Linked DNA regions of Mus musculus: region 2 is linked to region 1. The links are chromatin loops, found by intact Hi-C in ENCODE. Cell type or tissue: gastrocnemius. All regions are shown on one strand. Links, peaks and the distances in the headings refer to the core of each region. The heading gives the core; the rest is flanking DNA.

Region 1 (4,083 bases), core at 852-3,351:
GGGTACACTCACCTCTTCAATGTTCCGAATCCAATTCCGGATGTTGTCAAAGGACTTCTCATTGGTAATGTCGTAGACCAGCATGATACCCTGGTTGGGGAGAGAGTGGGACATGGACTTTGAGGGTCTACAGGACAGGCAGTGTACCCATCAGGACTGGATGTGGCCACTGTTGGAGATGACCACTGTCTTGGCCAGCCAGTTAGCTGTCATCTTCTCTACCTACATAGTGACCTTTCTGACTCCCAAGCTAGACCTTGAAACACTTTGTAATGAGCCTTGCTGGCTCCCTATGCCAGCACAAATGTGTGCCTGGACCCTCAAAGACCCCCAGACTCAACCAGTGCCTCTTCAGGATACCTGGCATCCTATCTACTATGTGCTAGGCTTACAGCAGGTTGGGCTATGTACTCAGGCCCTGCCCTTGGAAGGGTCGGGACCCTACCATGTCTGACCTCATGTGCCTTCCAGTGACTCAGAGCTGAGATCTGCTTTCTGAAGAGACCAGGATAAGTGGTCTCTTCAGATCCCTAATGAATATGAGGGGATACCTAACAGAGTCCACAGATCCAAAAGACGCAGAAAGTGGCCTCAGCCCAGCTTAACTCTACTGACTCACTGCTACTATAGAGGAGAAACTGAGGCATAGGAAGATAGATCTTTTTGTTAAGATGGAAATCCATGAGACCTGAGTGCTGGCTCATGCTTGAAATAATACTCAGAGGCTGAGGCAAGAGGACTCTTGCAAGTTGAGATCAGCCTATGCTATATGTAGATCCCCCCTTCTCCCCCCCCCCCCACACACACATACACACAAGCCTCAGAGGACAGAGGACACTGAATCAGAGAGCAATCACCCTCTGATAGTCTGGTACAGCCCTGGATTTCCTTATGTAGCTTCAGGAGTGTGTGTGTGTGTATAGGTCAAAAGAGAATTTGCAGGAGTCTAGGCCTGGGTTTCCTATGAGGCGCCTACAATGGCTTAGTTGGTAACACTATCAGGAGGCCCACATAGGATGAAGCACCGTGTGTTTCCAGGCTGTAGCTGGCTGGAGCCTAGGCCTTGCTTGCCCCTCTCCCTCAGGCATCCACTACAGGGGAGAGTCTTTTGTAGAATGCAGCAGCCCATCTCTAAGGCTGCCCACATTTGCCGTGGAAGAGGAAGGACCAGCCGGGGCATAGGTCAATGGCAGGCCCGAGTCAGGGCCTGGGTTCCATTCCCAGTCCTGAAACCAGAACCAAATAAAAACAAAGTGACATGGGCTTTTTGTGTGAGCTGTAACTAGCCCGCGCAAGCTATAACTAATAATTCACTAACTAATTTTAGCACCCAGGAGGCTGATGCAGAGGCTCACTACAAGTCTGAGGTTCAGAGATGATGCCAAGAGAAAAATCAGCCTGGGTATGACAGTGTTTGCCTTTAATAGCAATACCCAGGAAAAGGGAGGGTCAGGCAGGTTTCTGAGTTCAAAATCAAGCTGGTCTACATAGTGAGTTCCAGGTCAGCTAGGGCTACACAGTGACACCCTATCTCAAAACAACAAAACAAAAAAGTGTATGTAGCTCAGTTGGCAGAGCATTTGCCTAGAATGCATGAAGCCCCAGGTTCCATCATTGGCTCCTTGTAACCCAGGCATGGTTTACATGTATGTAAGGTGGCACAGACCTGTCATCTCAGCATACAGGAGGCTGAGGCAGAAGGATCAGAAGTTCCAGGCCAGCTTAAGCTACACAGTGAGAACATGTTTCATCAAAACAACACTGAAGTAGATTCCCACCGTCTTGGTGCTGGTTCGGGCACAGCCAGTGAATCCGTGTGTGAACTCAGGCTGGACTGCCAAGTCTCAGGATCCTGTCCACACCTGTCCGCACCTGATCAGGGCATGGCCATGATCCAACGAGAACCAGGCTAAAACTGAGGGTGCTACCAGTCATGGGGGGGAGGTGGGGAGAGGCTCAGGGAGACTATCTGAGTCTAGAGAGGTCCAAATAGCTCTCTCCAGAGGACAGAGGTACCCCTGACCCCAGTCCCCAGGAAGGGCAAAAAAAAAAAAAATTAACCTTAGCATAGAAGATGCTATGGTTGCAGACCATAGGACTGAGTCTCCAATGTTGGCTGCCCTTCCTGGGATGCTCTAAATACTTAGTCTAATGTCACTATTCATGCCTGTTGATCCCAGTCCTCATTAAGTTCTCAGGCCTCCACGAGGACTGAGACTCACACTGTGCTCACAGTATGGATAGCATGCTGGCAAGAACTGGGAGCCTGTGGCCCTAAATGGCTGGTTGAGCTACAGAAGGCACAGGTGAAAGAATGGGACTCTGGGACAGATATCCATTTGTTTCCCCAGGAATGTGGGGACATTTCTGAGAGGAGGTAGGTTGGAAGGTGGCCCAGGATTCTGGGTAGGACTGAAGTGGCTCCTCCTGCTTTCTTTGTTCCTTCACGCATTGTTTTGCATAGTCTCACACAAGCAGCACCTGGTCAGGGTGGGAACCTGTTCTTTCCTGTCTCCCCCTCTACCCTTCCCCATCTCCACAGGGAAAATATGTGGGGGTGAGTTTGCTAGTGCAGGTCCAGGTGGAAGATGGAACAATGATAACCCCAAGTAAGTCCAAACTTCAAGTTGTTCTAGTAAATTCCAGAGTATTAATGGTCTCTGTGGAGGCTAGCCGAGGCTTGCCTTCGCCTGAAGGATGGTTCCCTGGTGCTTCTCTCATCCCTACACTGGGTCTGAGGTCCAGAGGTTATTATATACGAGGAGATAATGTTTCAGAGAGCCAGTCAGGGCACACTGACCTCTTTAAAGCAAGTTCGGGTCCTGAGTTACCTAAAGAGTTGGAACACAGGCTCTGCAAGACACAAAGGTTGGCCAGGTATGGTGGCACACACCTGTGATATCCTAGCCTGGGGAAGCTAAGACAGGAAAATTGTGAGTTTCCAGCCAGCTTGGACTACAAAGTGAGTTCTGGGCTAGCCTGGTCTTACTGGCAAGTTCCAAGCCAGTGAGAATCACTCAAGGAATAATGTTGGAGGGTGACCTGACCTCTGGTTTCCACAGTCATGTACACACATGCACACACAAATACACACAACAACATTTTAAAAACATATAAAACAAACTGTGTGCACTTGGTAAGGTAAGACAGAAGGATTTTGAGTCCCAGGCCAGCTTTGGCTATATTGTGAATTCTAGGCCAGCCTGGGCTATATCTTGGGACTGTTTTAATAAGATGAGACAATAACAACAGAAGCCGATCACTCAGGCCTTACTACTACTACTTGTTTCTACTTCAACAATAAAAAGTCAGTACCATGGCACCCCTGTAGTAGGCTGTCGTGATTGTTCGAAACCGCTCCTGGCCGGCCGTGTCCCTAGAAGCAAAGATGAATGGTATTAGTGACACCCTTGGCCTGCTGGATTTCTCCCTTGAGTCCCTCCTGCTCAACAAAGAGTCACCTCTGTTCCTGTGATTACACAGAAGGGCATATGGAATGATAGACCAAAGCCCTTCCGAGCCCCCTGGTCGAATGTCCCAGTGGCCTGTGCCCCCTCTACCCTTCCACGTATTAGCTCCAAGGTATGTCCTGGGGTCCCTGCAGCCAATGCTGAGGGTAGGCCGTAGTCTTGACTGTCAGAAAGAGCAGGGTGAGCTCAGGGGCTGCTGCTCCAAAGTGCATTCTGTCATTACCTGCATGAAGGAGGTTGTGTCCAGGGAGGGGGCATCTGAGTTAATGCCACCTGCATATATGGGGTGTGTGGTTTACAAACAGGTGTTTTACTGAGCTACATACTCATCTGTCATCCTGGCACTAGAAAGGCCTAAGCAGGAGGACTGTAAGTTCCAGGCCAGCCTGGGATTCACAGCAGGACACTGTCAGAGAGTAAGAAAGGGACAGGGTGTACCTGGTGGTAGTGTTTGCCTAGTACATACAAGGTCATAGTTCCATCCCTAGGTCTGGAAGAAAGTGACTTACTGAGCCCCTGGCTCTTCCTGAAGGCCCTGGCTGTCTGGATTCCACAGAAAGGCCCAGTGCTGACTCCGAGCTCTACATCTTGCCTGCAATGTTTTCTGTTATTT
Region 2 (4,083 bases), core at 861-3,360, 48 kb before region 1:
AGCTGAGTTGGAGTGCATTCTTCATTCTTCAGGGACGAGAATGGAAAGGTGTCCCTGTGATGGACAGCCAGGACAGACAACATTCACACTCCATAACTGGTATTCACTTTATTCCAGACATGTCAGCTCCACGGATTTGTCATTCTTTCAGTATCTATGGCAAAAGGAGCTGCATCTCTCAACAGCGTGTGCAGAAACTCTTCAAGTGGTCCCCTTAGTCCCTCAGATGCCACAGCTCTGCAGCATCTGCACCACTACACCATGTCTGCTGGCACTCTGCCTGGGCCACGTCTAGCATTTGGTCTCCTTAGACCAGGAATGCCAACCCGGCTTATGCCACATGCCACATACTTAAAAACTCAGGTGCCATCACTGAGAACGGAGATTAGCAACATCTGCCATGGCAGTCTACAGGGTGGACTGTGGGACAGGCTATGTGCTGCAGACCTGTGTCCTGTGTCCCACTCTTGCTTCAGGTGGTGTTGCAGATGCAATCTGATGTCCAGGTGGCCCAAAATAGAGCAGCACTGTGGGAACTTCTGTGGTGGTCCACGTGAGCTTTCTGTCCTGGCATTGTGGTGTAAGTGAAGACAGATGCCGCAATGGGGGTGGGAGGGGGGCCATCCTTCCAAGGCCTTCACCCAGAAATGACCTCAGCATATCAATCTACAATGTTGCTGTCCAAACAGGAAAGGGAACTACCCCAAAACCAAAACCCAGTGAAAGGACACCCTGACTTTAATCAAGTCTCAGAAAACCTGGTCTCAGCAGATTCACCAGCCAGGTGTAAAACATTCTAGAAAACACGGAGGGACAAGACAAAACACTGTCAACCTGGCCTTCTGCCTTTTTGCACCAGGGGCAGGTTACTTGGTCCAGCTGACTTTGGGAATGTCATAGTGCTCAGTGAGTGTATCCAGGTGTCGGTTGAAGTCCTGTAGAAGATAGACCACATCAGTGTGAACCAGATGGCAATATCGCCGCCTGCACCCAGACCATCTCACATACTCCACCACAGGTCTCACAGCACCCAAAACAAGCCATGCCTGAGGGTGGGCTCCAACAGTCCAAGCTGCACTGTCTGGGCTCTGGCTACCCCCCCATGGCTCAGTCTGCTGACAGGTGCAGGGCTCACCTCCACTCTCTGTTTGTGGGTTTTTGATGCCTTCTTCAGGATTCTTTCCATTTGCTGGAGAGAGAAGAGACCAGGGTGAGTCCCCATGACTGACACAGCCCAGGCTGGAGCTGCACAGATGGGGGTAGGGAGCCATAGCTCATTGATGCCCAAAGCAGCTGCTATATTTGGGAGGGACCCTGCTTAGTCTCCCTACAACCCCAGTATTCCTCATGGGCAGATCCTGCCAAAAGCTGGAAACTGGCTTTGAGAGGCCTGGAGCCACGTCCCACACAAGCAGACTCCTCTCTGGAGTAAGAGACTCCAGGTAGGAAGGGCAGAACCCGAGTGCATGCTCAGTGCTCCAGCTCGCATTTCTGTTGCTATGACAACATACCCGCCTATCTGGCTGGCTATTTCACCTTACAGTCCATAAAGAGGGAAAGTGAAGGCAGAGACTGAAGGGCCACAACTCAGTCAAGAACAGAGATAAATGGAAGTGAGCATGCTTCACACTCAGTTTTCCTTTGCTGTTACATGGTTCAAAACCCAAACACTGGGGGCTAAAGATCTTGAGTTCAGCTCAGAGCCAGCACTAAATGGTGGCTCACAATTTTCTGTAATGACACCCTTCCACACCTACTACACCCTATGGGAATGTCACAGTGGTCAGTGAGTGTGTACAGGTGTCCGTTGAAGTCCTGTAGAAGACAGGCTATACCAGTGAACCAGGTTGGCAGTACCCCCATCTCTACCCAGCCTATCTCACATACCCCACTACAGGTCTCATAGTACCCCAAAGGAGCCTGAGGAGGCACCATGCCTGAGCGTGTGCTCCAACAGTCCAAGCTGCATTGCCTTCGGCTCCCCCTCTGGCAGCACAGCACAAGAAGACAACACACTCATACACATAAATAAAAATTTCCAACGGTCTTCCACCCAGGGCTGGAGAGATGGCTCAGAGGTTAAGAGCACTGACTGCTCTCTTAGAGGTCCTGAGTTCAAGTCCCAGCCCACATGGTGGCTCACAACCATCTATAATGAGGCCTGGTGCCCTCTTCTGGTTTGCAGGCATATATGCAGGCAGAACACTGCATACATAATAAATAAAGTCTTCCACTCAGGACCAGAGCTACCAACGACAGCAGGAAGGGGTGGCAGACCCTAGGGGACTCTAGTTTGTATCAAGTTGTCCAATTAGGGTGCCCAGAAGGGCCACAAGACCGTAGCCAGCCAGCCCATGTCGTTATTCAATTGCAGAGGCAAAAAAACAAAACAAAACACTCCACTGAAGTACAGGCTATACCAGACCAGAGAACACAATTGGCTGGGAGACAGCAAGGTGACCCACACATCCCAGAAACTCTGTGGGAGTTCCAATACATAATTGATGCCCTTTGTTAGATGGAGAAGGTGCCTTCCTGGGTTTTCTCAACAGGGATATCACATTGTAACACTGCATCCTAGAAGTTCAAGTCTACAGAGATAGTGCCAGGACAACCAAGGCTACATAAAGAAACCTGTCTCAAAGCAAACTAAACAAACAAACAAACACCCAAAATAACTAGTATGGCCTTGTGGGCCATGCTAGCCTCTCCAGGAACTAAAAAGCTGAGGCAGTAGTTCAGGGCCAACTGCAGCCTACATAGAGAGTTACAGAAGAGCCTGGGTTCCATCCACACACACACACAACCTTCAAATAACAAAAGTACATTTGAAGCTAGGAAAGCGAGTTGTCATGGAAACAGACTTTGTGGTAACTTAAGAACAATGAACTTGGCTAGCATTAAGAGCTGATGACATCTGTCTTCCCAGTTCACAAGAAGACCACTTTAGGCAGGGCTACCAGGCTACCAGGAGTTGGGAGAAGGCCTGGGCTACACGGGCAGTTGGAGCCGGCCTGTTCTGCCCCTGCCTCACCCGCTTCTCCTGCATCTTTTCGAAGGCTGCCTGCGCCGGCGTGCGCTTGTCCAGGCAGCGCCTTTTCTCCTCCTCGCTCTTCTTGCTCGTCCCCATGGCCTCCAGCATCTTGGCCTTGTCTTTGTCTTTCTTCTTCTTCTTCCTGAGAGAGAGGGGGACGGTAAGAGGGGCCGGAGCTGGGGGTCGGCCCTCAGGGACAGACCGCGGGCTCCCGGGCCTCACCGCTTTGTCACGCCGAGCTCTGCCACGCCTTTCAGCTTCAGGGGGCCCTTCTGGACTTGCTCGTAGGCCTCCATAGCGCTCGCAAGCCGTGCCCCGGGAACTCCGCCACACTTCCTGTTTGCATACAGTACTTCCGGCCGAAACCCTCCTCGCTTCCTTCTGATTGGTCAGCTAGGACGCACGCGTCCTCAGGGTTCAGAGTAAGTGCACACTTCCGGTCTCGGGTAGTCTTGGCAACTGTCCAACAACATAGCTCGCCTAAAGACACACTTCGTATTTGGGCGTCCATTTCTGACTTTATGGGCATCCACTTTTGCTTTGTGGCATTATTTACTTAATTACTTTTTTTCCAATTTAGAAAATTACAATTACCCAGAACTCCAGAGACAGAGACAGGAGGATCTCTGGATCTCTGGATTCAGCGTGTTTTATGTAGTGACTTCAGGTCAGCCAGAACTAAAGACTGTGTCTCGAAATAAGTAATAAGAAAGAATAAATCTGGGGCTGGTGAGATGGCTCAGTGGGTAAGAGCACCCGACTGCTCTTCCGAAGGTCCAGAGTTCAAATCCCAGCAACCACATGGTGGCTCACAACCATCCGTAACAAGATCTGACTCCCTCTTCTGGTGTGTCTGAAGACAGCTACAATGTACTTACATATAATAATAAATAAATCTTAAAAAAAAAAAGAAAGAATAAATCTTTAAAATTACATTAAAAGTTAGTTACCTGTATACGTGTATGTGAGTGTGTGTACACACGTGCCAGAGCACACGTGGAGTACAGAGGACACTTTGCAGTACTCTCAGGCCTTATGCTGTGGGTTCC

The links. A loop is a pair of places that touch in the nucleus more often than their neighbours do. Peaks named below come from ENCODE experiments on the same cell type or tissue, not always from the same donor. Only the 100,000 strongest peaks of a DNase experiment are listed, where the experiment ranks them.
Region 2: it touches region 1 in a loop (2.6-fold over the local background); 20 of 42 quality-filtered maps call a loop at or near these places.

What each region holds. Positions count from the first base shown.
Region 1 is chr8:72,170,533-72,174,615 of GRCm38, reverse strand. Rab8a (RAB8A, member RAS oncogene family) reads right to left here. Exons shown (of 8, transcript NM_023126.2): 3 at 3,316-3,376; 4 at 13-90. Among named protein-coding and RNA genes, the nearest start is that of Rab8a, 11 kb to the right of the region's middle. In gastrocnemius, for the core only: no CTCF peak of the experiment used is centred there; no DNase peak of the experiment used is centred there.
Region 2 is chr8:72,219,034-72,223,116 of GRCm38, reverse strand. Fam32a (family with sequence similarity 32, member A) reads right to left here and starts at 3,372. Exons shown (of 4, transcript NM_026455.5): 1 at 3,257-3,372; 2 at 3,035-3,176; 3 at 1,136-1,189; 4 at 1-935. The coding sequence starts at 3,330. The coding sequence ends at 867. In gastrocnemius, for the core only: a CTCF peak has its summit at 2,177 (motif pointing left); no DNase peak of the experiment used is centred there; H3K4me3 peaks cover 1,290 bases; H3K27ac peaks cover 767 bases.